Linked DNA regions of Homo sapiens: region 1 is linked to region 2. The links are chromatin loops, found by intact Hi-C in ENCODE. Cell type or tissue: mammary epithelial cell. All regions are shown on one strand. Each heading gives the region's core, and the rest is flanking DNA. Links, peaks and the distances in the headings are about the cores only.

What was found. Hi-C counts contacts between places; a loop is a spot of excess contacts. Peaks named below come from ENCODE experiments on the same cell type or tissue, not always from the same donor. Only the 100,000 strongest peaks of a DNase experiment are listed, where the experiment ranks them.
Region 1: a loop joins it to region 2, with 10 times the contacts of the local background. A loop is called at or near these places in 2 of 110 quality-filtered maps.

What each region holds. Positions count from the first base shown.
Region 1 is chr22:40,751,381-40,767,258 of GRCh38, forward strand. No RefSeq gene overlaps it. Among named protein-coding and RNA genes, the nearest start is that of MIR4766, 55 kb to the right of the region's middle. RefSeq lists a silencer at 13,618-13,717. In mammary epithelial cell, for the core only: a CTCF peak has its summit at 9,086 (motif pointing left); DNase peaks (open chromatin) are centred at 5,851 and 7,191; H3K27ac peaks cover 911 bases.
Region 2 is chr22:40,890,366-40,906,243 of GRCh38, forward strand. The region is part of intron 4 of XPNPEP3 (X-prolyl aminopeptidase 3); the gene reads left to right. Among named protein-coding and RNA genes, the nearest start is that of DNAJB7, 36 kb to the left of the region's middle. In mammary epithelial cell, for the core only: a CTCF peak has its summit at 8,905; no DNase peak of the experiment used is centred there.

The DNA.
Region 1 (15,878 bases), core at 5,181-13,180, 140 kb before region 2:
AAATTAGAAATTGCCTATTAGAAGAGAATGTTCTCAGACGCAGGCATGTGAAGGTCAGAAAAAGTGTTAATTAACAGCTAGGAACAGGACAATATGTATTTGTTAAAAAAAAAAAAAAAAGATACAGAAATGCAAAAACACAGCAGTTTGGAGTGGTTCTTTGAAGGGACAAGCCGTCCAATAAGTTCCCAAAGGTATTGAAACTGCCTTTGGAAAATTATAACTGAGGAAATTGTGGCAGTGAAAGAAATCAGACCTAACTGACTCTATCTTGCTTCTAACCTTTAAGCTGTCCTTGTTCATTCCTGGACATAGGCCGAACTAGCTTTGGGAAGGAATTCAGTTCATGGTTTGACTCTGAAACAAAATTATTAACAGCCCATTCCTGAAAAGACCCCCTTCTTGCCTGGGGAGCAGTCTGCCTTTGCAGGACCAACAAATTAGCTACAAGATTAGAAATTACAGTTTAGGGGTCTTGTAGCCTCTGGCTCTAAGAGTCTGAGCCTCCCCAGACTGCTCCTCGGGATAACATCACTATTGTAAAACCTAAGATCAGTGCTTGAGATATTTTGCAGACCCTGTACTCCATGGATCAGCTGACACCACCCAGACCTGTAATAAGGCTCAACCAGTTCTGCTATCCCACCCAGGAACAGAAAACAGCAAGAAAACCTCACTTTGACTCCCTATGATTCCATCTCCAACCTGATCAATCAGCACTCCCCACTTCCCAAGCCCGTGCCCCACAAATTATCTTTAAAAACTCCGATCCTCGAAGGCTCAGGAAGGCTGATTTAAGTAATAATAAAACTCTGGTCTCCTGCACAGCCAGCTCTGCGTGAATTACTCTTTCTCCATTGCAATTTCTGTCTTGATAAATTGGCTCTGCCTAGCCAGAGGGCAAGATGAACCCACTGGGCAGTTACAGTATCCCCACATTATGTGCCACCAGAGTGACACATCACAATGATGTCCCAGTGCTAAAGCAAAAACTGAATGATATGTATTATGTTTATTTGATTTTTCATTTTTTATTTTTATTTTTGGAGACAGGGACTCACTCTGTTGCCCAGGCTGGAGTGCAGTGGCATGATCATAGCTCACCGCAGCCTCCACCTCCTGAGCTCAAGTAATCCTCCTGTCTCAGCCTCCCAAGTAGCTGGAACTACAGATGTGTGCCACCACACCCAGCTAATTAAATTTTTTTTTTTTTTGTAGAGACAAGGTCTCATTAGGTTTCCCAGGCTGGTCTCAAACTCCTGGGCTCAAACAATCTCCCAACGTTGGCTTCCCAAAGTGCTGGGATTACAGGCATGAGCCACTGTGCCTGGCCTATGTTATGTTGAAAGTGGCCAAGGATGGGCCGGGTACGGTGGCTCACGCCTGTAATCCCAGCACTTTGGAGGCCGAGGTAGGTGGATCACCTGAGGTCAGGAGTTTGAGACCAGCCTGGCCAACGTGGTGAAACCCCGTCTTTACTAAAAATACAAAAAATTAGCCAGGCGTAGTGGTGGGCGCCATTAATCCCAGGTACTCGGGAGGCTGAGGCAGGAGAATTGCTTGAACCCAGGAGGCGGAGGTTGCAGTGAGCCGAGATCACGCCATTGCACTCCAGCCTGGGCAACAAGAGTGAAACTCCATCTCAAAAAAAAAAAAAGAAAAGAAAAAAGAAAAAAAAGAAAGTGACCGAGGATGTTTAGCTTTTGAGAATGATTTCTGTACAAAATGGTTAAAAGAAAACAAAGCAATAAGTCAAAACATTTTGGTGCATAAAGAAGTAGCATTGCAATGATGTTAGTGACACAGGATGATTTTGATGCCGCTTCGACACCTGGAAACATCCACGGCTGGCAGCAACTCTGTCCAGGCTTGGCTTGGCTCTGGGCTTACTCCTGGGCTCACTCCACCAGCTCGCCCTGGCAGGCTGCGCTCAGCTCAGGCTACCAACCCAGATCCTGTGCATGCGCAAGGATTCCGTGCTCAGCCTGCAGCTGAGCCAGGCATGCTGTGGACCATTTTCATGTTAGGCACCAGCTTTTAGATGAGGGGAACGCGGTAGCGGCTGAAAACACGAACATGCCAGCAACCATGGAGCCCCAAGGGGTGTTATAGCTCTTGCCTGGGATGTCCCAAGGTTTGAGTCCCCAAGAAATGACGCAGCTCTCTCTCATTCCTGCTGCCTGCAGCACGGTGAATGGGGGGCGTATTACAGCTCATTTGTGTCACAGCTCCTCCAGTCCCGTCGCCCGCAGCTTGGTGAATGGGGGCATGTGGTGCACAGTGGCTTTTTCTCCCCCTTTGCTCGGCGAGCAGGAGGGAGAGCTACAGTGTTACAGCTCTTTGCGCACCCACCATTTGGTGGGTTCCAGGTTCTTGTCCTGCAACCAAGAAGAATGAGGTTAGGCAGACACTGGAGAGCGAGCAAGGCAGGGAAGAATGTTATTGAGTGACAGAAAAGCTCTCGATAATGAGAGGGGACCTGAAGTGGGTAGCCCTGTGTGACAGGAGAGCCTGAAAGAGGGTAGCCCAATGTGTGGTGAGTCCACGGTTTATATGGGCTCAGAATGGGGGCGTACATGCTGATTGGTCTATGGGCAGGCCTGGAAAAAGCACCATTCAATTGGCTAAAAGGCATCAAGGAAAGTTCTCACTCCGGTTGTGGACTCTACCCAGAACTGGCAGCTCAGTTTGCAGGCTTTAAGCTGTCTTTGGCTTGAAGGTTGGGTTTCACCAGGGACCTGCCCCTATCTGCCTAGGAATTTTTCTCTCTTGCCACTATGATTAGGAAAACAATCTGTTTATGTAGTGCCACGTATTCAGTGCTGCGTACAGCGTAGGAGTTCAGTCCTACCGAGCCTGCTTGCAGGCAGTGAAACAATGCAGGAGCCGGGCACGGTGGCTCACGCCTGTAATCCCAGCACTTTGGGAGGCCAAGGTGGGTAGATCACCTGAGGTCAGGAGTTCGAGACCAGCCTGGCCAACATGGCGAAACCCAGTCTCTACTAAAAATACAAAAATTAGCTGGCCATGGTGGCGCGTCCCAGCTACTTGGGAGGCTGAAGCAGGAGAGGTACTTGAACCCAGGAGGCAGAGACTGCAGTGAGCCAAGATCGCGTCACTGCACTCCAGCCTGGGTGACAAAGCAAGACTCAGTCTCTAAAAAAAAAAGAAAAAGGGAAAAAGAAACAATGGAAGAACTCTATGAAAAATCCATAGCTAATGCTCAAAGGCAAAAGACAGGATGCTTTCCCCGAAGATCAGGAACAAGACAAGAAATTACATACATATAATGCAATAGAATATATAAACTGTCTTAGTTGGGTGACACTAATGCAAACCAAAAATAGAATTCTAAGACCCCCAATTAACTGAATGGACCCCTTCTCTCAGCCGAGGGGATTCCAAAGTAAACCTGAAAAACCATTTCAGGCCATGATAGGAAAAAGGTGTTGAACGTGCCTCATTATACTCTCCTCTTGGAATTCAGGCACAGCTGCCCAGCATTAACATTAAAACAGGGACCTTGAGGCCAACAAAACATACTCTTTGTAGCAATAAGATACCAAATTCCAACCTGATTCTAGTATAGCATCACATGACAGCCAGCAGGCCCTAAAATATTAAAGTATTTTACCCCCAAAATATATTTCTTTGACATATTTCTTTTTTTTTTAGACAGAGTGATGGAGTCTCGCTCTGCTGCTCAGGCTGGAGTGCAGTGGCGTGATCTCGGCTCACTGAAAGCTCTGCCTCCTGTGTTCATGCCATTCTCCTGCCTCAGCCTCCCAAGTAGCTGGGACTACAGGCGCCCACCACCACACCCGGCTAATTTTTGTATTTTTAGTAGAGATGGGGTTTCACCATGTTAGCCAAATCTCCTGACCTCATGATCCACCTGCCTTGGCTTCCCAAAGTGCTGGGATTACAGGCATGAGCCACCATGCCCGGCCTTCTTTGACATTTCTAAATGACCCTACAAAGTGGTCTCTTGTGGGGGAAATTTACATTCTCTAGAGAATTCTGGCCCCTTTCCAGGTCTTTTTCTGATCCTGAAGAGATTGGTTCAGAATCTAGCACCTTTTAGAGATCTAAACAGGAAACATTTGCCATCTATTGCCTCTAAGGGCACCCACCTGTGAGACTTCATCTATATAGTAAGAACTTTAGTCTCCACAACCCACCCCTTATCTAAACCCAGATACTCCTTTCTATTGATTCCAGGTGTTTTGTTTTGTTTTGTTTTGAGGCAGAGTGTCGCTGTCACCCAGGCTGAAGTGCAGTGGCAGGATCTCAGCTCATTGCAACCTCTGCCTCCAAGGTTCAAGCAATTCTCCTGCCTCAGCCTCCCAAGTAGCAGAGATTACAACAGGCATGCATTACAACACCCAGCTAATTTTTTTTTTTTTTTTTTTTTTTAGTAGAGACAGGGTTTCACCATGTTGGCAGGCTGGTCTCAAACTCCTGACCTCAGGTGATCCACCCTTCTTGGCCCCCAAAATGCTGGGATTACAGGTGTGAGCCACTGTTTCTGGCCGATTCTGAGTCTTAAGATAATAACTCTTTCAACAAATTGCCAATCAGAAACTCTTTGAATCCACCTAGGACCTGTAAGCTCCCCTCCCCAACCTTTCCGGGCTAAACCAATGTACAGCTGACATGTATTGATTGATGTCTTATGTCTCCCTAAAACATATAAAATCAAGCTGTAACCCAACCACCTTGGGCACATGTTCTTAGGACCTCTTAAGACTGTGCCTTGGGGGCTGGCACAGTGGCTCACGCATGTAATCCCAGAACTTTGGAAGGCTGCAGTGGGTGGACTGCCTGAGGTCAGGAGTTTGAGACCAGCCTGGCTAATATGGCGAAACCCTGTCTCTGCTAAAAATACAAAAAATTAGCCAGGCATGGTGTTGGGCGCCTGTAATCCTGGCTACTCGGGAGGCTGAGGCAGAAGAATTGCTTGAACCCAGGAGGCGGAGTTTGCAGAGAGCCTAGATTGTGCCACTGCACTCCAGCTTGGGCAACAGAGCGAGACTCCGTCTCAAAAAGAAAAAAAAAAATTCTCCCTAGTTTATGTTCTTTATAGCTCTTAGGTATGTCTAAAATCACTTTACTGGTTTATATGCTTATTGTCTGTCTCTTTCCATTCTAATGCAAATCCCATAAGACAAGAATCTTGTCTGTCTCATTTACATTTTATCCCTATTGCTTAGCAAAGTGGCTGGCACATGGCAGATCTTCAAAAATTATTTGTTGACGTCTTTTTAAGGGACAGGGTCTCGCTCTGTCACCCAGGCCAGACTGCAGTGGCATGATCGTAGCTCACTGCAGCCTCAAACTCCTAGGTTCAAGTGATCCTCCCACCTCAGCCTCCAGAGTAGCTCAGACTGCTGAAACATGCCACCATGCCTGGCTATTTTTCTTTTTAATTTTTTGTAGAGATGGAGTCTTGCCATGTTACCCAGGCTAGCATGGCTAGCATTCCTGTTTTGTTTTGTTTTGTTTTCCTTTTTCATGAGACAGAGTCTCACTGTCTCCCAGGCTGGAGTGCAGTAGTGTGATCTCAGCTCACTGAAACCTCCACCTCCCGGGTTCAAGCGATTCTTGTGCCTCAGCCTCCCAAGCAGCTGGGATTACAGGTGCATGCCACCACGCCTGGCGATTTTTGTATTTTTAGTAGAGATGGGGTTTCACCATGTTGGCCAGGCTGGTCTTGAACTCCTAGCCTTATGTGATCCACCCGCCTTGGCCTCCCAAAGTGCTGGGATTACAGATGTGAGCCACTGAGGCTAGCATTCTTGTTTTATTACACAGTACCTTTTCTACTCACAAGCTCCTGAGATCATGCATGTATTTCTCAGCTTCCTTCTGCCTAGACACGCCCACACTTCATTCAAGTCAGACTAAGATAGGAGTGCATCAACCATATGGTATTTAATATGGTGAAATTTCTAAGGCACTAAATCTTAGGGAAGCCATGTCTTTCTCAACACTGTAGCCCACCCCCCTCAATATAAACTCAATGGACAAATATTTACAGAATATTCATAGCAATGCCTGGTACTTAGCCATGTTAACGAGGATTCAGAGCTCTGAATCTACTTGGTTGAGCGGGTAGGTAAGTAAACAAATAAATACAATTTAATGCTGAAGGTGCTTGACAGAGCTTCACCCAGAGTATTATGTTCCAAAAACTAACAAAGACATACATACCTCCCAGCCTAGTCAATATAGTGTAAGACCCCACCTACAAAAAAAAAAAAAAAAATTAGCTGGGCAGGGTCACACTTGCCTGTGGTACCAGCTACTCGGGAGGCTGAGGTGAGTGAATCGCTTGCGTGGTTGAGGCTGCAATGAGCTTTAATCATGCCACTGCACTCCAGCCTGGGTGACAGAGCAAGACTCTGTCTCCAAAATAAAATAAAATAAAATAAAAAGCATTCCAGAGACCTTTGTCTTACGGACATCCTCACCCAAACTTGAAATTCAAATGATGGGCCTACTCTTTTTAACGTGGGTGTTACTGCATAAATCATACCTCAAGGAAAAAGATGCAGGAACTGAGCCTTGAAAGATATTCTTTTTTTTTTTTTTTGAGATGGCATCTTGTTCTGTCTCCCAGGCTGGAGTGCAGTGGCGTGATTTCAACTCACTGCAACCTCTGCCTCCTGAGTTCAAGCGATTCTCCTGCCTCAGCCTTCTGAGTAGCTGGGACTACAGGCACCTGCCACCACACCCGGCCAATTTTTGTATTTTTAATAGAGATGGAGTTTTACCGTGTTGGCCAGATTGTTTTCAAACTCCTGACCTCCAGTGCTGGGATTACAGGCGTGAGCCACCGCACTCGGCGGAAAGAGATTCTTAGTAAAGGTCAACCAAATACTAAAAAAGAATCCAATTTATTTTCTTTCATTGACTGTATGCTGAATCTACCTTTGATCTTTGGAGAAAAGAGAAATAGTGCTGGCAAACTTCTGAACTTATTTGCTAAGTTGCTTGTTAAGCTAAACAATCACAACCATCGAGTGGCTATATTTTTAACCTGGGGTCCTTTGGCATATAATATGTATCGAGAGTAATAGGCTTACCTCTTCTAGGAAGACAGCATGCTGTTGTGGAAAAAAGGATGGCATTTGAAATTAGAAGACCTGTTTGGTCCTGCTCTGTCAGTTACTGGCTGTTTGACTATGAATGAGTCATTTAACAATTTGGAACCTGTCTCCACACCTATAAAATGGAGATATCACCTGCCCACTGCATCTCAGAGGTCTGCAGCACCAAATAAGAGGGTGGATGCCAGATTGTTTTATGAACTACAAAGAAATATACAAAGATTAATAATCAGTGTTTATATCTGTATGCTACAGCTTTAGCCAGTCACTGGCACAAATGTACTCAGTAAGTGTTCGTAAAATAAATTAATATCTCAAATGCTCCTGGAATATAGACCAATGAGAGCTCTAGTCAGCTATAACCAGGAAGCCTCAATAGTTACCACATTTATTTCAGATGATATGGGCCAATTGTGGTGGCTCATGCCTGTAACCCCAGCACTTTGGGAGGCCAAGGCGGGTGGATCACTTGAGGTCACATGTTCGAGACGAGTCTGACCAACCTGGTGAAACCCCGCCGTCTCTACTAAAAAAAAAAATACAAAATTAGCTGGGCGTGGCGGCGCGTGCCTGTAATCCCAACTACTTGGGAGGCTGAGGCAGGAGAATTGCTTGAACCTGGGAGGCAGACGTTGCAGTAATCTGAGACCGTGCCATTGCACTCCAGGCTGAGCAACAAGAGCGAAACTGTCTCAAAAGAAAAAAAAATACAGATGATGTGGAAAGACGTTTTACCTGTTTACATTAACAACACTTGTTTAGTGAGGATTTGATTTTTAAATTCATGGGTTGTCAAAATGCTTTTTACCTCCTGCTCTGACTTTTAATCATTTTTCTGCCTGTTGGCACTTCCACCAATGGTGAACAGGAACGAGGGAGTTTTAACAAACTGTGGATCATTCTATTTTGTATGTTTCTTTTCTTTCTTTTCTTTTTTTTTTTTAGACAGGGTCTCACTTTGTTGCCCAGGCTGGAGTGTGCAGTGGTGCAATCTCAGCTCACTGCAGCCTTGGCCTCTGAGGCTTGAGCAATCCTCCTGCCTCGGCCCCACAATTAGCTGGGACCACAGGCACACACCACCATGCCTGTATTTTTTGTAGAGGCAGGGTCTTGCCATGTTGCCTAGACTTGTCTCGAACTGCTGAGCTTAAGTGATCTCTCTGCCTTGGTCTCCCAAATTGCTGGGATCACAGGTGTGAGCCACCGTGCCCGGCTGCCTAATTTTGCAGGTTTCTGTTAGCTCCAATAAAGGCCATAAAGAGGTGGATACTACTGGCCAAAAACTGTAACTTTTGTGTCTCGCACTTCAATACCTGTTGATATGGAGAGGTACTTGGCTTCATTCTTTGGCCAAAAAAGATGATAAATGATAGATGACAAATTAAAAGTTTGGGCATACGCTTGGGGAAAGAAAAAAGTAAAACAATACAATTTCAGCAAAGTACTACCAACTCCACTCTTTGCTTTAATACATATAAAAAGGTGCTTCAAGGTAGTGTTCCACTAAGTTCAAGCCACAGCTCCTATTCAGATTGTTTATGAGATCTAAAAATGCTTCCTTTTTTTTTTTTTTTTTTTTTTGAGACGGAGTCTTGTTCTGTTGCCCAGGCTGGAGTGCAGTGGTGTGATCTTGGCTCACTGCAACCTCTGCCTCCCAGGTTCAAGCGATTCTCCTGTCTCAGCCTCCTGAGTAGCTGGGATTACAGACACAAACCCCCACGCCTGGCTGATTTTTGTATTTTTAGTAGAGATGGGGTTTCACCATGTTGGTCAGGCTGGTCTCGAACTCCTCGTGATCCGCCCGCCTTGGCCTCCCAAAGTGCTGGGATTACAGGTGTGAGCCACAGCACCCGGCCTAAAAATGCTTCTTTTTCTGGTTTAATTGGGAACAAATTTCACTAGGCATCTCTGACAGCAGTGATTTATAATGATTTATAATAAGAAGCTGACTGCAATGCCCTCTGGTGGTTTAAAGCTTTCTTCATATCTATAACTGCAAAGTTAAAAACAAATGCAGCCATTTTCTATCAAATGGGAGTTTATTTATGAATGAAAACATCAACAAAGATAATCCATAAAATTTCCTTTTGATTTCCATGACTATCATCATAATAATAAAGCATTTCTACAGATGCACTTTGCCTAACATAACTCCATGGTTCAAGGGGTTAATAAAATAATTTAGCCTGTAATCCCAGCCTCTCAGGAGACTGAGGCAGGAGGGTCACTTGAGCCCAGGAGTTTGAAGCTGCAGTGAGCTATGACCATGCCACTGTACTCAGCCCGGGGAAATAAAGCAAGACGCAGTCTCCTAAAAACAAAAAAAAAAAAGAGATTTGGCCGGTCGCGGTGGCTTACACCTGTAATCCCGGCACTTTGGGAGGCCGAGGCGGGCGGATCACGAAGTCAGGAGATTGAGACCATCCTGGCTAACACGGTGAAATCCCCTCTCTACTAAAAATACACAAAATTAGCCAGGCGTGGTGGCGGGTGCCTGTAGTCCCAGCTACTCGGGAGGCTGAGGCAGGATAATGGCGTGAACCCAGGAGGCGGAGCTTGCAGTGAGCCGAGATAGCGCCACTGCACTCCAGCCTGGGCAACAAAGCGAGACTCCGTCTCAAAAAAATAATAATAAAAAAATTAAAATATAAATATGTTATATATATTTACTATATATAACATATGTAAATATATTTAACATGTATAACATATATTAAATATATATAAAATATATATCTAAAAACAGTGAAGACTTAAGGTGAAGGATAATTTATATATTATCCTTATATATGTATTTAATACATTTATATATAAATGTGTGTATATAATTTATATATACATATTATATATATATTATATATATATATATATATATTTTTTTTTTTTGAGGCAGTATCTTGCTTTGTCACCCAGGCTGGAGGGTGGTGACATGATCATGGCTCACTGCAGCTTCCACCTCCTGGCTCCTGGGCTCAAGCAATCCTTCCATCTCAGCCTTCCGAGTAGCTGGAATTGCAGGTGTGCACCGCCATGCCCAGATAATTTTTTCTAGAGATGAGGTCTTGCTATGTTGCCTAGGCTGGTCAAACTCCTGGGCTCAGGCGGTCCTTCTGCCTTGGCCTCCCAAAGTGCTGGGACTATAGGCATGAGCTACTGCACCCAATCTTTTATAATTTTTAATACACTAACAAATGCAAAATAAAGAACTCAAAAACTCAACTAGTTTCTTTTTTTTTTTTTTTTTGAGATAGAGTCTCACTGTCACCCAGGCTGGAGTGCAATGGCGTGATCTCGGCTCACTGCAACCTCCACCTCTTGGGTTCAAGCAGTATTCTCCCACCTCAGCTTTCCAAGTAGCAGGCAAAAACAACAAAAAACAGACAGGTTGGACTTCATGAAAATTTAAAAATGCGTACATCAAAAGACACTATCAACAGAGTAAAAAGGCAACCCACAGAATGGGAGAAAATATTTGCAAATCATACGTCTGATAAGAGATTAATATCTAGAATATATAGAGAATTCCTAAAACTCAACAACAAAAAAACACTTGATTCAAAAACAGGCAAATAACTTTTTTTTTTTAAATTCTGAGTTGGCTCACTAGGGAGTAGGCAAGTGACTTGGATAGACATTTCCCCAAAGAAGATATACAAATGGCCAATAAGCAAATGAAGAGATACTCATTATCACTAATCATTAGGGAAATGCAAATCAAAACGACAATGAGATACCACCGCACACCCCGTTACGATGGCTACTATCAAAAAAGCAGAAAATAATAAGCGTTGATGAGGATGTGGAGAAATTGGAACCCTTGTGCACTGTTGGTGGGAGCGTAAAATGGTGCAGCTGCCATGGAAGAGTACGGTGATTCCTCAAAAAATTAAAAATAGAGCTGGGCACAGTGGCTCATGCCTGTAATCCCAGCACTTTGGGAGGCTGAGGTGGGTGGATCACCTGAGGTCAGGAGTTTGAGACCAGCCTGGCCAACATGGTGAAACCTTGTCTCTACTAAAAATACAAAAATTAGCCAGGTGTGGTGGCGGGCACCTGTAATCCCAGCTACTTGGGAGGCTGAGGCAGGAGAATTGCTGGAACAAGGGAGGTGGAGGCTGCAGTGAGCTGAGATCGCGCCATTGCACTCCAGCCTGGGTGACAGAGCAAGACTCTGTCTCAGATAAAAAAAAAAATTAAAGATAGAATTACCATATGATCCAGCAAATTTACTTCTGGGTATGTATCCAAAAGAATTAAAAGCAAGGTTTCAAAGAGATATTTGTATACCCATGTGCACAGCAGCATTATTCACAATAGCTAAAATGTGGAAGCAACCCAAATGTCGATAGAGAAGCAAAATGTGATATATACATACAATGGAATATTATTCGACCTCAAAAAGGAAGGAAATTCTGACCTATGCTACAACATAGGTGAACCTCAAGAACATTATGCTGAGTGAAATAAGCCAGTCACAGTTAGACAATTACTGTGTGATTCCACTTAGATGAGGTACTTACGGTAGTCAAAATCATAGAGACAGAAACGAGAATGGTGGCTGCCAGAGGACAGGGGAAGGTGGGGAGTGGGGAATTAGTGTTTAATGGGTTTAGAGTTTCAGTTTTACAAGATGAAGCGTTCTAGGATGAATGGTGCTGTTGGTTGAACAATATTACAAATATATTAAATGCTTCTGAACTCTACACTTAAAAATGGTTAAGATGGGGCGGGGCGCGGTGGCTCACGCCCGTAATCCCATCACTTTGGGAGGCCGAGGTGGGCGGGTCACCTGAGGATGGGAGTTCAAGACCAGCCTGACCAACATGGAGAAACCTCGTCTCCACTAAAAATACAAAATTAGCCGGGTGTGGTGGCGCATGCTTGTAATCCCAGCTACTGGGGAGGCTGAGGTAGGAGAATCGCTTGAACCTAGGAGGCAGAGGTTGCGGTGAGCCGAGATCGTGCCATTGTACTCCAGCCTGGGCAACAAGAGTGAAACTCTGGCTCAAAAAAAAAAAAAAAAAAGATTAAGATGGTATGCCATGTGTATTTTACCACACACACACACATGAAAATTAGGAGGGGAAAAAAAAACCTCATCTAGTCTCTGTACTAGTTTCCAAGTAAACATCTCTGTATTAATCAAGATAAATCCAAGTCCAGACCTTGATAATAACAAGAATTCACAGTAAGCCTAAACTGTTCTTCCTGGTCAGTCTTCATAAAGGTAAAATGAAACAATTAATGCTATGTCTCATTATTATTATTATTTTTTTTTTTTTTTTGAGGCAGGGTCTCACTCTGTCGCCTAGCCCTATGTCTAATTTTTAAAGTACATTTAAAATTAGCCAGGCATGGTGGCTCATGTCTGTACTCCCAGCACTTTGGGAGGCCAAAGTGGGAGGATTGCTTCAGTCCAGGAGTTTGAGACCAGCCTGGGCAACATAGTAAGACCCTATCTCTACAAAAATAAATGAAATAAAATTAGATTTAATTTGTTTTTTTTTGAGACAGTCTCACTCTGTCACCCAGGCTGGAGTGCAGTGGCATGATCTCACTGCAGCCTCTGCCTCCTGGGTTCCAGTGATTCTCCTGCCTCAGCCTTCCGAGTAGCTGGGATTACAGGTGCCTGCCACCAAATCTGCCTAGTTTTTGTATTTTTAGTAGAAATGGGGTTTCTCCATGTTGGCCAGGCTGGTCTCAAACTCCTGGCCTAAAGTGATCCCCCAGCCTTGGCCTCCAAAATTGCTGGGATTACAGGCGTGAGCCACCATGCCGGTTTTTTTGTTTTTGTTTTCTTTTTTTTTGAGACAGGGTCTCGTTCTGTCGCCCAGGCTGGAGTGCGGTGGTGCGACCATGGCTCATTGCAACCTCTGCCTCCTGGGTTCAGATGTTCCTCCCACCTCAGCCTCGCAAGTAGCTGGGACTATAGGCGTGCACTACCATGGCTGGCTAATTTTTGTATTTTTTGTAGAGGCAGAGTTTTGCCATGTTGGCCAGGCTGGTCTCAAACTCCTGGGCTCACGTGATCCACCAGCCTTGGCATCCCAACGTGCTAGGGTTACAGGCATGAGCCATGACACCCGGCCTACATTTTAAATTCTTAGAGTACAAGCACCTTATCTTCTTTCCCAAGTCTACATGTAGACATAACTGCTAAGTAGAATGGGGGTCCTAATCACCCCTCCTCCCTTGTTGAAGGCCCTCTGTGACCTGATGCTGTTTCTTCTCCTCCGCTTCAATATTTGTTCAACCCAGAGGTCCAGGTTGGAAAGCTTCTGGATCTAATTCAAACCAATGCACAAATAATAAAGTATCATCCTCTTCCTACTTTGCATATGCTATTTATTTCCTGTCGAGGTCCTCCACCCACTGCTTGGTGTATTTCTAGTTCAAATGTCACCGCCTGGCCCCACAGTTCAATACAGAGTTAGGTCCCACTTCCTCATGCTCTCAAAGCAACTCCTGAACATTTACAGCACATTTCTCATCAGAACTCATCAGCGGTACAATTTTAAGTTGTTTTTGTCTGACTCCCACGCTGAACAATGACATACATGAGGGCAGAGACTATTATTCATCTGTATAATCCCAGCAATCTGCATAGTGTTTGGATATGGCAGATAATCAAAAATGATTTCTTAAATGAATATAACCTTATTCTTAGAATAGGAATTTGCAATTTAAGAAGGTCCTCCATATGACACCCACACAGGGAACCACCTGCTGGATTGGCCATCCAATTTGCCAATGGGTTCTATAGAAACCACAGCAAAACAAGAATGAGGTGCACGTGACACAATTACATCAATAGTGCCCTTAGGGTAGATCATTTTGGTGACTCCAATTAAAGAATAAATGAAGATAAATAAATAAATACATTTCTAATTAAAGAAATAAATGAAGGTTACTTTTTTTTTGCGGGGGATGGAGTCTTGCTGTCACCCATGCTGGAGTGCAGTGGCATGATCTCGGCTCACTGCAGCCTCTGCCTCCTTGGTTCAAGCTATCCTCCCGCCTCAGCCTCCCAAGTAGCTGGGATTACAGGCGCCTGCCACCACACCGCTAATTTTTCTATTTTTAGTAGAGACAGGGTTTCACCATGTTGGTTGGGCTGGTCTTGAACTCCTGACCTCAGGTGATCTACCCACCTTGGCCTTCCAAAGTGCTGGGATTACAGGCGTGAGCCACTGCACCCGGCCTAGATGGCTTACTTTTAAGGACATCTGAAGAATGTAGTATGGCAGGGTAAAAAGAGCCTCAACTAGGAATCCCTACCCCTATTCATGAGGTGTGTGACTATAGATAAATTACCCTTTAAGCTTCAACTACTTCACCTGTTAATGGGAATAAACCCCATACGCTGGAGTTGTTACAAGGATATCAAGATGTACATAGGCCGGGCGCGGTGGCTCAAGCCTGTAATCCCAGCACTTTGGGAGGCCGAGGCGGGCGAATCATGAAGTCAGGAGTTCGAGACCATGATGTTCGAGACCAGGAGTTCGAGACTGGCTAACATGGTGAAGCCCCATCTCTACTAAAAATAGAAATAAATTAGCCGGGCGTGGTGGTGGGCACCTGTAGTCCCAGCTACTCAGAAGGCTGAGGCAGGAGAATGGCTTGAACCCGGGAGGCGGAGCTTGCAGTGAGCCGAGATCGCACCACTGCACTCCAGCCTGTGTGACAGAGCGAGACTCTGTCTCAAAGAAAAAAACAAAAGATGTATGTAAATTAATTGTGACTAGCATTTAGTGGGCATTCAATTTCTTGTATAGAAGTTTCAGTACCCACTCTCATGCTCTGTAACTAGTTTCAAACAGAGTTCTCCTTCCTTTTCAATGTCATTACAGACTGAATCCATTTGCTGGGTCCCACAGTTCACTGTCCAGTATGTACTTGCCACACATTTTTTGAACATCTCTTTTGAGTGTTGTGGTAGGCACTGGTCTCTCCCTTTCCTTGACTCTCATACCAACTCCTAATTTCTTTTTCACTCTGTCTTTAAATAGTAGCTTTCCTTCTTCTCCACTTAGCCCCTAGAAAACTTTTTTTCTTGCTCATTAAGCCCACTGAATACACTTTTCAGGGGCAACAAGTATATCCCAGAAAGATCAGCACTAACCTTCAATTTATATAGTAATAAAAGCCCTCCCACTGCTCCTATGAAGGCAAAACAAAACAAAACAATCAGGGTCTCAATCAGCCACTTTTTTGTGGTGGGTGGGGGGTGCGGGGTATAGGTTCTTGCTCTGTCACCCAGGCTGGAGTGCTGTGGTGCGACCATGGTTCACTGCAACCTCCGCCTCCTGGGCTCAAGCGATCCTCTTACCTCAGCCTCCCAAGAAGCTAGGACAACAGGCATGAGCCGTGGTGCCCAGCTGATTTTTTTTTTTTTTTAAGTAATTGAGACGGGGTCTTACTATGTTGCCCAGGCTGGTCTCGAAGTCCTGGACTCAAGTGATCCTCCTGCCTTCGCCTCCCAAAGTGTTGGGATTACAGGCGTGAGCCCTGGTGCCTGGCCTCAATCAGCCACTTTTAGTGCTATTCTCATGAATATCCTACAAATGAGGCTTTGTGTATGTTGGGTATTCTGGTGACATTCCACACTGCCAGGCAAGTAATTAATTCACTTGCCCAGAGAAGGGCTCTCCTTAGGTGTGTGGCATTTGGCTCCTCAAGTCACCATTCTTTAGCTTTTCAAAAGAGCCAAGGTGAGTCACTAGCTCAATCAGTGATGTTGCCATTAAACCAGTTCATGTTTTACTG
Region 2 (15,878 bases), core at 5,241-13,240:
GGAGAGACCCCCCCATCTCTACAAAAATTTTTTTAAAATAGCCAAGTGTGGTGGTCCCAACTGCTTGGGAGGCTGAGGTAGGACGATCACTTGAGCTGGGGCAGTTGAAGCTGCGATGAGATGTGATCGTGCCACTGCACTCCAGCCTGGGCAACAGAGTGAGACCACATCTCAAAAAAGAATAATAAAATTTTAAAAAATAAAATTAACAAATAAGATGGCTGGATGCAGTGGCTCACGCCTATAATCCCAACACTTTGGGAGGCCAAGGTGGGCAGATCACTTGAGCCCAGGAGTTCAAGCCCAGCCTGGGCAACATGGTGAAACCCTGTCTCTGCAAAATATAAAAAAATTAGCTGGGCATGGTGGTACGCACCTGTAGTCCCAGCTACTCAGGAGGCCAAAATGGGAGGATCACATGAGCCCAGGGAGGTCGAGGCTGCAGTGAGCTGAGATTGCACCACTGCACTCCAGTCTGGGTGACAGAGTGAGACCCTGTCTCAATAAAGAAATAAAGAAATAGAAGACAAAATCGTGGTGTAATTATTTTGTCCCTCCCTATGCAATTTACCTCTTCTCATATACTGTATATTATTTCTCATAGGAGTCTAAATCAGAGGTCATATCTCTGCTCTTTCAAAATTCAAAACATCTTGAAAACAGCCAGATTTCCTTCTCAAAAAGTTACATGATTTGGCCAGATGTGGTGACTCATACCTGTAATCCCAGCACTTCGGGAGCCCAAGACGGGTGGATCACTTGAGCCCAGGAGTTTGAAACCAACCTAGGCCTCATAGTAAGACCCCATTTCTACAAAAAAAAAAAAAAAAAAAAAAAGTTTTTAATTAGCTGCATGTGGTGGCACATGCCTGTAGTCCCAGCTACTTGGGAGGCTGACATGGGAAGATCACTTGAGCCCAGGAAGTCAAGGCTTCAGTAAGCCACGATCATGCCACTGCACTCTGGCATGGGTGACAGAGACCCTTCCTCAAAAAGTTACATGGTTTAGCTGGGCGTGGTGGCTCACACCTGTAATCCCAGCACTTTGGGAAGCCGAGGCGGGCGGATCACAAGGTCAGGAGTTCGAGACCAGCCTGGCCTATATGGTGAAACCCCGTCTCTACTAAAAATACAAAAATTAGCTGGGCGTGGTGGCGGGCGCCTGTAGTCCCAGCTACTTGGGAGGCTGAGGCAGGGGAATCGCTCGAACCTGGGAGGCAGAGGTTGCAGTGAGCAGAGATCGCACCACTGCACTCCAGCCTGGGTGACAGAGTGAGACTCCATCTCAAAAAAAAAAAAAAGGTTACAAGGTTTGACAGATGTTCATTCTCAATGAGAAGGATCCTGCAACAGAACTCATTTATCTACCACAGAAAACACTAGTCCTGTTTAAAGTTTGTCCAGGATCCACAAACTGCACTACAGGAAAAGAATGCTTGGCACTCAGTTGCATTGTTGGAGCTGTTAAAAAGCACCTCAACAGGTTGCATCCTTTAGTTAGAATTTCCATAGACCAGAGGTTCCATGAGTCTCCCATGCATGCACAACGTGGGTTTCTGCTGTGGGAATCACTGGCAGTCGTGCTTGGGATACCTTGGACTCCATTTAAATTAAGATATCTGTAATGCAGCTTGTGTTAACATGCAAGCTTATTCCTTTTGTTGGGTTGCTTTGGGCATGCTGTCATAGTGCATGCTGTAAATTGTTAAGACCCATTTTGATAGCACTGTCTATCATTTCAAACAGCTTGCCACTTTTGTTCTTATTCCTGAAATAGGATGCCTTCAAGGCACACTCTTGGCATTGGCAAATGTATTTCTTTTCTTTTTTTTTTCTTTTTGAGACGGAATCGCTGTGTCACCAGGCTGGAGAGCAGTGGCACAGTCTCGGCTCACTGCAACCTCCGCCTCCCAGGTTCAAGGGATTCTTCTGCCTCAGCCTCCCAAATAGCTGGGACTACAGGCGTGCACTACCAGGCCCAGCTAACGTTTTTGTATTTTTAGTAGAGACGGGGTTTCACCATGTTGGCCAGGATGGTCTCAATCTCTTGACCTGGTGATCTGCCCGCCTCGGCCTCCCAAAGTGCTGGGATTACAGGTGTGAGCCACCACGCCTGGCTGGCAAATCTATTTCATCAGTATGTCTTTCCTCATTAAAAACAAATCCACCTGGCCAGTTGCTCCTAGCCTGGCTCCTAATTCCACTAAGGCTCTCTTATTTTGAGTGTGGGAACATGACATGTTGTCGCCATTAAATGTTAGTACAACTATTTGTACAACTGTTTCATTTGTACAACTGCTTTACTACAACTAGAAAATAAATTTGGGACCCCAAAATATTGAGTCCCCCAGGCTTACGTCATATGAGTGGTAGTCACACCTAAATAGACTCATTTCAATGTACTTTCCAGAATCATCCACATTGAATTTTGAATTCTCAGGAATATAGGGCCCACCAAGTTATACCTTGTTATTTATTTTTGTCACTGAGCCAAGTGTCCCAATTTTCTCTCCACCTCCTTATGCCTATTTACCCACAATAACAATGCAAATAGCTCTTTTTACACATATTATAACAGATGGAACATGGCATGAGACAGCATTCTGTCATCATATTCTGGTAACCTTTGTAAAACCGTTATCTTAATGGTTTTATGTGTTAGATTATTATCCATTGATTTTCAAATTTAACTGGCTAAATTTGAAATATTATTTATATTATATATTTAGTTTATATATAAATATATATAAATATATATTATATATTGTATATTATATATTTATATATTATAATATTATATCATAATATAATTAATATGCAAAACAGGTTGCTTTCCCAACACAGATCCTTTTTAATAGATACATCTGGCCGGGCGCTTATGCCTGTAATCCCAGCACTTTGGGAGGCCGAGGCAGGCGGATCACCTGAGGTTGGGAGTTTGAAACCAGCCTGACTAATACGGAGAAACCCAGTCTCTACTAAAATACAAAATTAGCCGGGCATGGTGGCACATACCTGTAATCCCAGCTACTCGGGAGGCTGAGGCAGGAGAATCTTTGAACCCAGGAGGTGGAGGTTGCAGTCAGCCGAGATAGCGCCATTGCACTCCAGCCTGGGCAATAAGAGTGAAACTCTATCTCAAAAAAAAAAAAAAAAAAAAAAAGATGCATCCTGTGAAACAGGAATCAAGATATAGCCTTATTTGTATTATTCCACATAGTCATGGATAGCTGTCACATTTCTTTTTCTTTTTTGTTTTTTGTGTTTTGAGATGGAGTTTCACTCTTGTTGCCCTGGCTGGAGTGCAATGGCATGATCTCAGCTCACCACAACCTCCACCTCCCAGGTTCAGGTGATTCTCCTGCCTCTGCCTCCCAGATAGCTGGGATTACAGGCATGTGCCACTACGCCTGGCTAATTTTGTATTTTTAGTAGAGACGAGGTTTCTCCATATTGGTCAGGCTGATCTAGAACTCCCAACCTCAGGTGATCTGCCCACCTCGGCCTCCCAAAGTTCTGGGATTACAGGTGTAAGCCACTGCACCCAGCAGCTGTCCCATTTCTTCATCCATTTTGAGGACATATGTCACTCCTGGAAGTGTGCTTGTTAGACTGGCTATTGCCTAGCTCTCTTTTTGGCTCTTCAAAAGAGGAGGAGAACGCCAGACATGGTGATGATGCCAGTAGTCCCAACTACCCAGGAGGCTGAGGGCAGGAGGATCGCTTGAGGCCAGGAGTTAGAAGCTATAGTAGACTATGATACAGGTGCTGCTATGATCATTTCTGTGAGTAGCCACTGCACTCACAGGCAACACAGCAAGACTCCGTTTCTTAAGAAAGGGGATTTCATAAGTTCTTTACTCCAAGGGGTATCTGAGTTAAAGCAAAGAGAGAATATTATTCTCTTGCTTTAAGCATCTCTTGAGACTCCAGAAGCATCTGTTGAGCTTCTGTACCACTCATTTATTGACTTCTTTCCCCTTAGCAACAACCTTGCCTTTCTTAATCATTTTTTAAATTTTTTTATTTATGTATAAAGTGTACAACATATTTTGATATACGTATGCATAATACAGTGGTTACTGCAGTCAAGCAAATGCCTTTATATTAATTTGAATGCAAACCTTTCCCGCTGAAGGAAACTTCCTCGGTCAGCTATTGAGCTAGTCTAATCATAGGGAGATAAATTGGATAAATACAGAAAATGACACTATACTGTTGGCAGCCAGGACAATTTTTATTAATAGTTTAAGCTTCAATGGAGCCCACTGGTATATGTCATTGTTCAGTGCGTCACTGGCTGGCTTGAGTTCCTCCACCCATTTCATAGACTTGGTTGCCATTTCAAGAGATCAAGTTAGGCCATCAACTGTTGGTTCCAATCACCTTAAAATTCTGGCATAGAGTTTCTTTGGGATCAGCATGCCCTACTTTGATTTTTCCCTTAGAATTTTCATAGAGATTTCCAAAGAGCAGCTCCTCACATGGAGGGCCCTTCTATTGTCCAGTTATTTGTGACCCACTTGTTAGACCAATTGCAAGTCCATTAGTGACAGCCCAAGAATCAATATTTACCCAAATAATAGGGCTTTTGTGTCCAGTTCTTCTATCAGGACTATGATTATAGCCTATAATTCAGCCCTGTTGACCAACTCGTTCTTAACTTTTTCCATAGGATTTTACTTTCTGCTGGACTCTGAACATCTACTTTTCATACAGAATTGCCCTCAGTTCTAGAACAGTCATCTGTGAACCAGTCCAATTGCCTGGCATCCATGGGCAAATAATTGAAAGGAGGGATCCTAGGAGGAAAAGACTACTTGCTCATGAATCTGATGATTCTTTCACATAGATCCCCTGGTAGCATGCTGCATATAGTTCATTTCCATTTTATGACAGAACTTCTTTGGACATTGTCCATCTTATTGAAATGCATTTCTTTTTTTCTTTTTAATAGAGATTAGTGCTTTTCTTTTCTTTTTTTTTTTGAGGCAGAGTTTTGATCTGTCGCCCAGGCTGGAGTGCAATGGCGCGATCTCGGCTCACTGCAACCTCTGCTTCCCGGGTTCAAGTGATTCTCTGCCTCAGCCTCCCAAGTAGCTGGGATTACAGACGCCCACCAGCACGCCCGGCTTATTTTTGTATTTTTAGTAGAGACAGGGTTTCACCATGTTGCCCAGGCTAATCTTGAACTGCTGACCTCAGGTGATCCACCCACCTCAGCCTCCCAAAGTACTGGGATTACAGGCATGAGCCACCGCACCCGGCCCAGACTTTTTTAAATTAAAAAATTTATAACTTTTAAAAAAAATTGAATTATAGACTTGAACCCTGGACTCTCACATTAAAAATCTGATGCTTGACCAACTGAGCTACACAGACTTCTAACCAGACTTTTTATCCCTTTCACAGCAGCATCCCCACATCCCATGAGTTAATTCTGTCATTCTTAAGTTCTTCATTAAGAGGCCCAGACAGTATCGTACACTGTCTTACTCCATCCAGTAGATGTAAAAGAGTTTCTTTTCCACCTCCAGGCCATTTTACTCACACATTTGTGAAAGGTCTTGTGTTCCCTGCCAGGAGTTGGGATTATGAGATCCTGGCCTATATATCAACGTTCTTCATCTCTTACCATGCTGATATTAAAACACAGCATTTTGACATCTAATGTTAGAGACTCATTGGAACCTTTCTCTTTCTAAAATTCCTTTAAACTCAGATAATAAACATATCTGCCTTGGGATTTTTATAGTCTGAGGAGTTTAATGACAGGCAGTTGTGGATCCCAAACCTTCCTGTAAAATTCTATCAGGGTTGGCCCTCTGTCAATTTTTGTATCATTATTTTTGGAGAAACAGGGTTTCACCATGTTGGCCGTGTGAGCTCCTGAGCTCGAGCACTCTGCCCACCTCGGCCTCCCAAAGTGCTGGGATTACAGGCAAGAGCCACCATGCCTGGCCTCTGTGTGTTTTTTATTTAATCGTGGTGAGATGCATATAAAATTTTATCATTTTAGGCCTAGCACGGTGGCGCATGCCTGCAATCCCAGCACTCTGGGAGGCTGAGGCAGGCGAATCACTTGAGGCCAGGAGTTTGAGACCAGCCTGGGCAACAAGGCGAAACCCCGTCTCTACTAAAAATATAGAAAATTAGCCGGGCGTGGGACACATGCCTGTAATCCCAGCAACTTGGGAGGTGGAGGTTGCAGTGAGCCGAGATCATGCTATTGCACTCCAGACTAGGCAACCGAGAGAGACTCTGCAAAAAAAAAAAAATTTACCATTTTAGCCATTTTTAAGTGTATGTCTTAAAAATGGCTAAAATAGAAATTCAATGACATTAGGTATATTCACACTGTGTGTGACTATTACTACTATCTTTTTTCAGACTTTTTTATCATCCCAAATAGAAATTGTACTCAATAAATAATAACTTCCCATTCTTCCCTCCTCCCAGCCCCTGGTAACTTTTACTTTTTCTGTGACTCTGCCTATTCTAATTACTTCATATAAGTAGAATCATACAGTATTTGTCTTTTTGTAACTGGCTTACTTCACTTAGTAAAATGTTTTCAAAGTTCATGTTGTAGCATTTTTCAGAATGACATTCCTCTATGGCTGAATGGTATTCCATTGTATGTATAGACAATGTTTCCTTCATCTTTTTTTTTTTTTTTTTTTTTTGAGACGGAGTTTCGCTGTTGCCCAGGCTGGAGTGCAGTGGCGCAATCTCGGCTCACTGCAGGCTCCGCCGGGTTCACGCCATTCTCCTGCCTCAGCCTCCTGAGTAGCTGGGACTACAGGCACCCGCCATCACGCCCGGCTAATTTTTTTGTATTTTTAGTAGAGATGGGGTTTCACTGTGTTAGCCAGGATGGTCTCGATCTCCTGACCTCGTGATCTGCCCACCTCGGCCTCCCAAAGTGCTGGGATAACAGGCGTAATCCACCGTGCCCGGCCTCCTTCATCTTTTCATCTGTCATTGGACACTTGGGTTGTTTCCATCTTTTGGGCTATGGTGACTAATGCTGCTATGTACCTGGGTTTACAAATAATTATTCAGGTCCCTGCTTTCAGTTCTTTGGGGTATATACCCAGAAGTAGAATTGTTAGATCTGTGGTGAGTCTGTGTTGTTTTTTTTTTTCTTTTTTTGAGACAGAGTCTCCATTTGTTCCCAGGCTGGAGTGCAGCAGCACCATCTTAGCTCCCTGCAGCCTCGAACTCCTGGGCTCATGTGATCTTCCCACCTCAGCCTCCTGATTATACATTTAATTTTTTGAGAAACCACCATATAGTTTTCCACAGCAAATGGACCATTTCACATTTCTACCAGCAATGCACAAGGGTTCCAGTTTTTCTACATTCTTGCCAATCGATACTTGTTATTTTCTGCCTTTTGAGTACTAGCCATCTTAATGAGTGTGAAATGACATCTCATAGTTTTTATTTGCATTTCATTAACAGCTAGTGATGTTCAGCATATTTTCATGTGTTTATTGGTTATTTGTATATCTTATTTGGAGAAATACCTGTTCAGTTCCTTTGCCCATTTTTTAAATTGGGCTGGATTTTTTTGTTGTTGAGTTGTGGGAATTCCTTATATGTTTTTGATATTAACTCTTAATCCGGTATATGGTTTGCAAATATTCTCCCATTATGAGGGTTGGCTTTTTACTATTCATAGCGTCCTTTAATGCTCAAAATGTTTTAATTTTTATAAAGTCCAGTTTTTTTGTTGTTGTTAACTGTGCTTTTGGTGTCATATCCAAGAAAATATTACCAAATCCAGTGTCATAAAGGTATTCCCCTATGTTTTCTTCTAAGAGTTTTATGTTTTATGTTTAGGTCTTTGACCCATTTTTTTTTTTTTTTTTTTTTTTTTTTTTTTTTTTTTTTGAGACGGAGTCTCGCTCTGTCGCCCAGGTCGGACTGCGGACTGCAGTGGCGCAATCTCGGCTCACTGCAAGCTCCGCTTCCCGGGTTCACGCCATTCTCCTGCCTCAGCCTCCCGAGTAGCTGGGACTACAGGCGCCCGCCACCGCGCCCGGCTAATTTTTTGTATTTTTAGTAGAGACGGGGTTTCACCTTGTTAGCCAGGATGGTCTTGATCTCCTGACCTCATGATCCACCCGCCTCGGCCTCCCAAAGTGCTGGGATTACAGGCGTGAGCCACCGCGCCCGGCCGACCCATTTTGAGTTAATATTTATATATGGTATAAACTAAGGGTCTAACCTTATTCTTTTTCATGCCCCATTTCTTTCTTGATTTTATTTCTTTTATAAAGTCCTAAACTTACTATCTTTTTATTATCCAGGAAGTTGGGATAAAAGATCTTAAACTGCCTTTTTACATCTTCCTGAGATCTAACAGCAAAGTCACATATGAAGTTCATGCTGGTGGATGCCTTTTATCACAGTATCATTCATAACCTGGGTGAGGGGTATCCCATAATGGAGTTCATTTATGTCCTCATACAACCAGAACCGTACTGTCTGCATCCACAGCATTTCTGTAGCTTCAGGAGGCACTGACTATGTGATGAGGGAGGGGCAGGACAGTTGCCCATATCTAGATACATATGATAGGCCCCTCCCTTCATCCATTTTAATAAACTAGGGGTTTCCCTGCAAACCTTTCTCACTCAGCAATATTCAAAATGAGAGATACTGTTCTTTGATCTAAAATTCTCAGGAACCATTTTTAAAGAGTTCCTCAGGGTATTGCATGTAATAGTCTAGAAAATGGCTCATTTTCTTCACTGAATAGCCCCTTATGTCCATGGTTTTTTACCCATCGCTGTCAACTTGCCACTCGAATTATTTTAGCTGTGGTTGGTCTCAGCTGACTCATCAAAAAAATGATAGTAGCCCAGTTTCTTTGGGTTAGAGCTCCATCTGTTGATCAAAAAGAAGCTCATCTAAAAGAGATTCTGAGCTTACTTTCAGCCAGCACTGAAGGCACTAACCAAACTATTGAATATTTAGCAGACCTACCAGCGATTCAGAATTCCCTCCCAATCCATTTTGCTAGCTCGTGAAGTTCAGGGTCTATCATTTCCACATTCCATGATTTCAAAGCATGTGCCATATCAAACCAAGGATGAATTTTTTTAAAAATGAGTCAGTTCTGCTGGGACAGATGGATATCCATATGCAAAAGAATGAAGTTGTGCCCGGGCACAGTGGCTCACACCTGTAATCCCAGCATTTTGGGAGGCCAAGGTAGGTGGATCACGAGGTCAAGAGATAAGACCATCCTGGCCAACATGGTGATACCTCATCTCTACTAAAAATACAAAAATTAGCTGGATGTGGTGGTGGGCGCCTGTAATCCCAGCTACTTGGGAGGCTGAGACAGGAGAATTGCTTGAACCTGGGAGGTGGAGGTTGCAGTGAGCGGAGATCACGCTACTGCACTCCAGCCTGGTGACAGAGCGAGACTCTATCTCAAAAAAAAAAAAAAAAAAAAGGAATGAAGTTGTACCCCTACTTCACACCTTATCTAAAAATTAACTTAATTAGCCAGGTGTGGTGGCATATGCCTGTAATCCCGAATACTCGGGAGGCAGTCTCCCTTTGTTCCCAGGCTGCACTGTGGTGATAGGAGAATCACTTGAACCTAGGAGGCGGAGATTGCAGTGAGCCAAGATTACACCACTGCATTCCAGCCTGGGCAACAGAGCAAGACTCTATCTCACAAATTAAATAAATACATAAATAAAATGGATCAGTGACCTAAACTTAAGAGCTCAAATTATAAAACTATTAGGAAAAAACATAAGGGTGAATCTTCATGACCTTAGATTTGCCAAAGGATTCTTAAAGATGATACCGAAAGCACAGGCAACAAAAGAAAAAGTAGATAAATTAGAATTTATCAATGTTTAAAACTTCTCTACATCAAAGGGTACTTTTCTCACACTGAGAAACAGCCTTAGGAAAAAAAAAAAAAAAGGCCGGGTACGGTGACCCACGCCTATAATCCCAGTACTTTGGGAGGCTGAGGCCGGTGGATCACCTGAAGTCAGGAGTTCAAGACCAGCCTGGCCAACATAGTGAAACCCCGTCTCTATTAAAAATACAAAAAATTAGCCAGGCATGGTGGCGGGTGCCTGTAATCCCAGCTACTGGGGAGGCTGAGGCAGGAGAATTGCTTGAACCTGGTAGGTGGAGGTTGTCATGAACCGAGATCGCACCACTGCATTCCAGCCTGGGCAACAGAGCAAGACTCTGTCTCAAAAAAAAAATAATTAAACTTAATTTAAGAATAAATTAAAAGGCTAAGTGCAGTGGCTCATGCCTGTAATCCCAACACTTTGAGAGGCCAAGGTGGATGGATCTTTTGAGCCCAGGAATTTGAGACCAGCCTGGGCAACATGGCAAAACCCCATCTCTATGAAAAATACAAAAATAAGTTAGCTGGGTGTGGTGGCATGTTCCTGTAATTTCAGCTACTCACGAGGCTGAGGTGGGAGGATCACCAGAGCCTGGGTGGCAGAGGCTTCAGTGAGCCAAGATCACAGCACTGCACTTCAGCTTGGGTAACAGAGTGAGACCCTGTCTCAAAACAATAATGATCTTAAAAAATAATAAAAAACAAAGGGAATGGGTGTGGTGGCTCATACCTGTAATCCTTGCATTTTGGGAGGCCAAGGCAAGGAAGATCAGTTGAACTCAGGAGTTCAAGAGCAGCCTGGGCAACATAGTGAGACCTCCTCTCTTTTTATTAAAAAAAAAGAATTTAAAATAAAAAACTTTAAAAAATTGTTTAAAAGGACACTATCAAGAAAGTGAAAAAACGGAATGAGAGAAAATATTTGCAAATCATATATCTGATAAGGTTCTAGTATCTAGAATATTTAAAGAACTTTTTTTTTTTTTGAGATGGAGTTTCACTCTTCTCTCACCCAGGCTGGAGTGCAATGGCCCAATCTCTGCTCACCGCAACCTCCACCTCCCAGGTTCAAGCAATTCTCTTGCCTCAGCCTCCCAAGTAGCTGGGAATACAGGCATGCACCACCACGCCCGGCTAATTTTTGTATATTTAGTAGAGATGGGGTTTCTCCATGTTGGTCAGGCTGGTCTCTAACTCCCGAACTCAGGTGATCCACCCGCCTCAGCCTCCCAAAGTGCTGGAATTACAGGCGTGAGCCACCACGCCGGGCCTATTTAAAGAACTCTTACAGTTCAACAACAGGCCAGGGACAGTGGCTCATGCCTGTAGGCCCAGCTACTTGAGAGGCGGAGCTACTTGCGCTACCACGCCTGGCTAATTTTTGTATTTTTTGTGAAGACTGGGTTTCACCATGTTGCCAAGGCTGGTTTCGAACTGCTGGACTCAAGCAATCCACCCACCAAAGTGCTGGGACTACAGGCGTGAGCCACTGCGCCCGGCTATATGACTCCATTTATATGAAATATGCGGAATAGGTAAACCCGTAGAGACAAAAAGCAGATTAGAGGATATCAGGGAATAGGGTGAGAGGAGAATGGGAATTAACTGCTTAATGGGTAAGGGATTTTCTTTTCTGGTGATGAAAATGTTTGGGAACTAGAGAGAGGTGGTGGTTGCAAAACATTGTGAATGTACTAAATGTCACTGGGTTGTTCATTTTGTTGGTTAATTTATATGATGTGAATTTTATCTCAGTAAAAAATCAAGAATGAATTAGGTGTCTTCTAAACATTCCTTACTTTTCCTTCTTTTTTTTTTTTTTTTTTTGAGATGGAGTCTCGCTCTGTCGCCCAGGCTGGAGTGTGGTGGCGTGATCTCGGCTCACTGCAACCTCCGCCTCCCAGGTTCAAGCGATTCTCCTGCCTCCTGCCTCAGCCTCCCAAGTAGCTGGTATTACAGGCGCCTGCCACCATGCCTGGCTAATTTTTTTTTTTTTTTTTTTTTTGAGGTGGAGTCTCGCTCTGTCGCCGAGGCTGGAGTGCAGTGGCGCGATCTTGGCTTACTGCAAGCTCCACCTCCCGGGTTCACGCCATTCTCCTGCCTCAGCCTCCCAAGTAGCTGGGACTACAGGCGCCTGCCACACGCCCAGCTAATTTTTTTGTATTTTTAGTAGAGATGGGGTTTCACCATGTTAGCCAGGATGGTCTCGATCTCCTGACCTCGTGATCCGCCCACCTCGGCCTCCCAAAGTGCTGGGATTACAGGCATGAGCCACCACACCCAGCCAATTTTTGTATTTTTAGCAGAGACGGGGTTTCACCATGTTGGTCAGGCTGGTTTCAAACTCCTGACCTCGTGATCCGCCTGCCTCGGCCTCCCAAAGTGTTGGGATTACAGGCGTGAGCCACCAGGCCTGGGCAACACTCCTACTTCTAAGTGGCAGTTAAATAGAGTTCAATTGTTAAAGAAGACCTAGAGATAGTGCTTGCAAATACACAGTCATTACAGGAAAAAGGTTTCATATAGCAACTGCATTAAAGTTAAAGATATGTATCACAGCCTGTGGCTGTCTCACAGCAAGGAGTCTGGAGAAGCCAGGTGCAGACTCCTCTGTTTTTCTCCCTACGTAAGGGCTTGGTGGTTCTCTCACAGACCAGGAACCAGTGATGAATGCCCAGAACACCTCAGAACCCAAGAGCCTAAAATGGAATCTCACTTAGGATTTTTTATTTTGGTCACATAGGCATATCCCTGCTACATAATGGTAAAGCCCTCTGACGAGCTCATGGAGACCCAGTACAAAGCATTGATCTGTTACCAGTACTGACAAGCTGATACAAACTGCTCTGAAACTCCCTGCAACACTGTTTATCAGTATGCTTCAGGCCGTGGCCCAAATCAGTGTCATACAGGAACTTTAGCAGAACAGCTCAGGCTAATTTCAGACCTGCTGGAATTAAGCCTCACAGCATAATAGCACACAAACATTTCAGGCCTGCTTCTCTATATTCTACCTTTAGTCTTCCAAAGTTAAACGTTCTGTTTTCCTTAACCATTCCTCATATGTTATATTTCCCCTCATTTTGGTAACCCTCTTCTGTGTGCTGTCTAGTTTGTTAATATCCTTCAAGTACAGTGTTCACTGCTAGCCCCAGCCAGACCAGCAAAGACTACTTAATACTTAAACAAGTGTGATGGACGTACATCTGTGTCTTCCTTCAAGTCATTGATTTTTTTTTTTTTTTAAGATGGAATCTTACTCTGTCGCCCAGGCTGGAGTGCAGTGGTGCGATCTAGGCTCACTGCAACCTCCGCCTCCCGGGTTCAAGCAATTCTCTGCCTCAGCCTCCCAAGTAGCTGGAATTACAGGTGCCCGCCACCATGCCCGGCTAATTTTTGTATTTTTAGTAGAGACAGGTTTTCACCATTTTGGCCAAGCAGGTCTTGAACTCCTCACCTCGTTATCTACCTGCCTCAGCTTCCCAAAGTGCTGGGATTACAGGTGTGAGCCACTGTGCCCAGTCTCAAATCATTGATTTTTAAAATAAGGAAGCTAAGAAAAGATCCATGGGACAATGTTAAGGGATCCCTCCCCCCATCTCTCTCTCTGTCACACACACACACACACACACACACACACACACACACAAGTTTCATGAAATGGTTTGTGAAATGCTTTTTCTCTCTACTCTCCCTTCTCCATTAGCTTTACAGTGTTCATTTGTAATGTGTTCTGATTATGAGATGCAGGGTGAAATGCAAAGAAAGCCCATTTTACATTTTTTAACAGTCAAAATACAAACATTCAGGTAGCACTTAGTGAAGTAAGAGTGTTAAGTCTTTATTGGGAGTATGGGCTATGTTGTGACAAGACAGTCCTAAGAAGTGCCAATCATAAAGTCTAACTCTTGATCTTTACTGGAAGGACATCAAGCATATAGTAAGGATAGGTAGCATTTGAACTGCATATCATGTGTACCTGGAATGCTCTGTAAAGAAATTGACTCATAGGAGGCACATTCCTTACAAAAAGAAGTAAAGCAAGATTAGGCATTTGATCACCTAGGAAGGAGGAGGAACTTTTGTATCCTGTTGAGTCTGCATAACAGTTTGAAAGAGTCATGACTGTCCTGGCACAATGGTGTGCACCTACAGTCCCAGCTACTCAGGAGGCTGAAGCAGAAGGATCGCTTGAGCCCAGGAGTTCAAGACAGTAGTGCACCATGATTGTGCCTGTGAATAGCCACTGCCCTCCAGTGTGGGCAACATAGCAAGACCCCATCTCTTAAAAAAAAAATTTTTTTAAGCCATGACAACAATTATCTATGCCAGGCAATAAGGGTTCAAAGCAAAATTAATAAAAAGACAAATCCCTCTTTTGAGTGAATGAAGCCACTAGGACTGCCATATGTTTTAGGTTTCATGCTAAAAATATAGTGCTGAATAAGTTATTTGTCAACATTTGTGATTGTGTGTGCAAGTGTCCTTTAATTGATTTTTTAATTTTTTTATTTTTTTTGAGATGGAGTCTTGCCGTGGTACCCAGGCTGGAGTGCAGTGGCACGATCTCAGCTCACTGCCACCTCCACCTTCCGGGTACAAGTGATTCTTCTACTTCAGCCTCCTGAGCAGCTGGGATTACAGGTGCCCACCACTATGCCCAGCAAATTTTTTGTATTTTTAGTGGAGACAGCAGGATTTCACCATGTTGGCCAGGCTGGTCTCGAACTCCTGGCCACAAGTGATCTACCTGCCTCAGCCTCCCAAAGTGGGATTACAGGCGTGAGCCACCACACTCAGCCATTTAATTTTTTTTTTTTTAATTTTTTTTTTGAGATAGAGTCTCACTCTTGTCACCCAGGCTGGAGTGCAGTGGCATAATCTCGGCTCACTGCAACCACTATCTCCCAGGTTCAAGCAATTCTCCTGCCTCAGCCTCCCGAGTAACTAGGACCACAGGCGCGTACCACCACGCCCAGCTAATTTTTTTGTATTTTTAGTAGAGACCGTGTTTCACTGTGTTAGCCAGGATGATCTTGATCTCTCCACCTCGTGAACCACCGCCTCGGCCGCCTGAAGTGCTGGGATCACAGGCATGAGCCACCACACCCGGCCCCTTTAATTGATTTTAATTGTTCATTATCCAGCAGATATTTACTGAACACCAACTGTGTGCCAGGCACTGCTCTGGGTTCTGAGGATACATTAGTGAGCACAATAGACTATCCATGCTCACTCTTCACAGTTACATTCTGGTGGAGGAGAGACAGTAAGCAAACAAGACATGAAGTCATCTGGAATTAAATGCTATGAAGAAAAGTGAAGCAGTGAAGGGGGATGAAATGTGATGGAAGGTGCTAATTTAGATGGGATAGTCGGGAAGGGCCTCTATGAGGAGGAAACATTTGAGGAAAGATTTGAATGAAGAAAGGGAGCAAACCATGTAAATATTCCCACCATTGCACCACTTGCTTTTACTCTTTTGGGCATTTTGGCAATGCCGTTCAACCTCATACTATGAAATGTTTTCATGTTTTCTTTTTTTTTTAGACAGAGTCTCGCACTGTGGCCCAGGCTGTAGTGCAGTGGCACGATCTCGGCTCACTGCAACCTCTGCCTCCCAGTTCACGTGATTCTCCTGTCCCAGCCTCCTGAGTAGCTGGGATTACAGGTGCACACCACCATACCCAGCTGATTTTTTGTATTTTTAGTAGAGATGGGGTTTCCCTATGTTGGATAGACTGGACTCAAACTCTTGACCTCATGATCTGTCCACCTCAGCCTCCCAAAGTGCTGAGATTACAGGCTTGAGCCAACGCACCCAGCCTGTTTGTTTGTTTGTTTGTTTGTTTGTTTTTAGAGAGATAGTGTCTCACTATGTTGCCCAGGCTGGTCTCGAGCTCCTGAGCTCAAGCGATCCTCTCATCTCAGCGTCCTGAAGTGCTGGGTTACAGGTGTGAGCCACCCTGGGAGGCTGAAA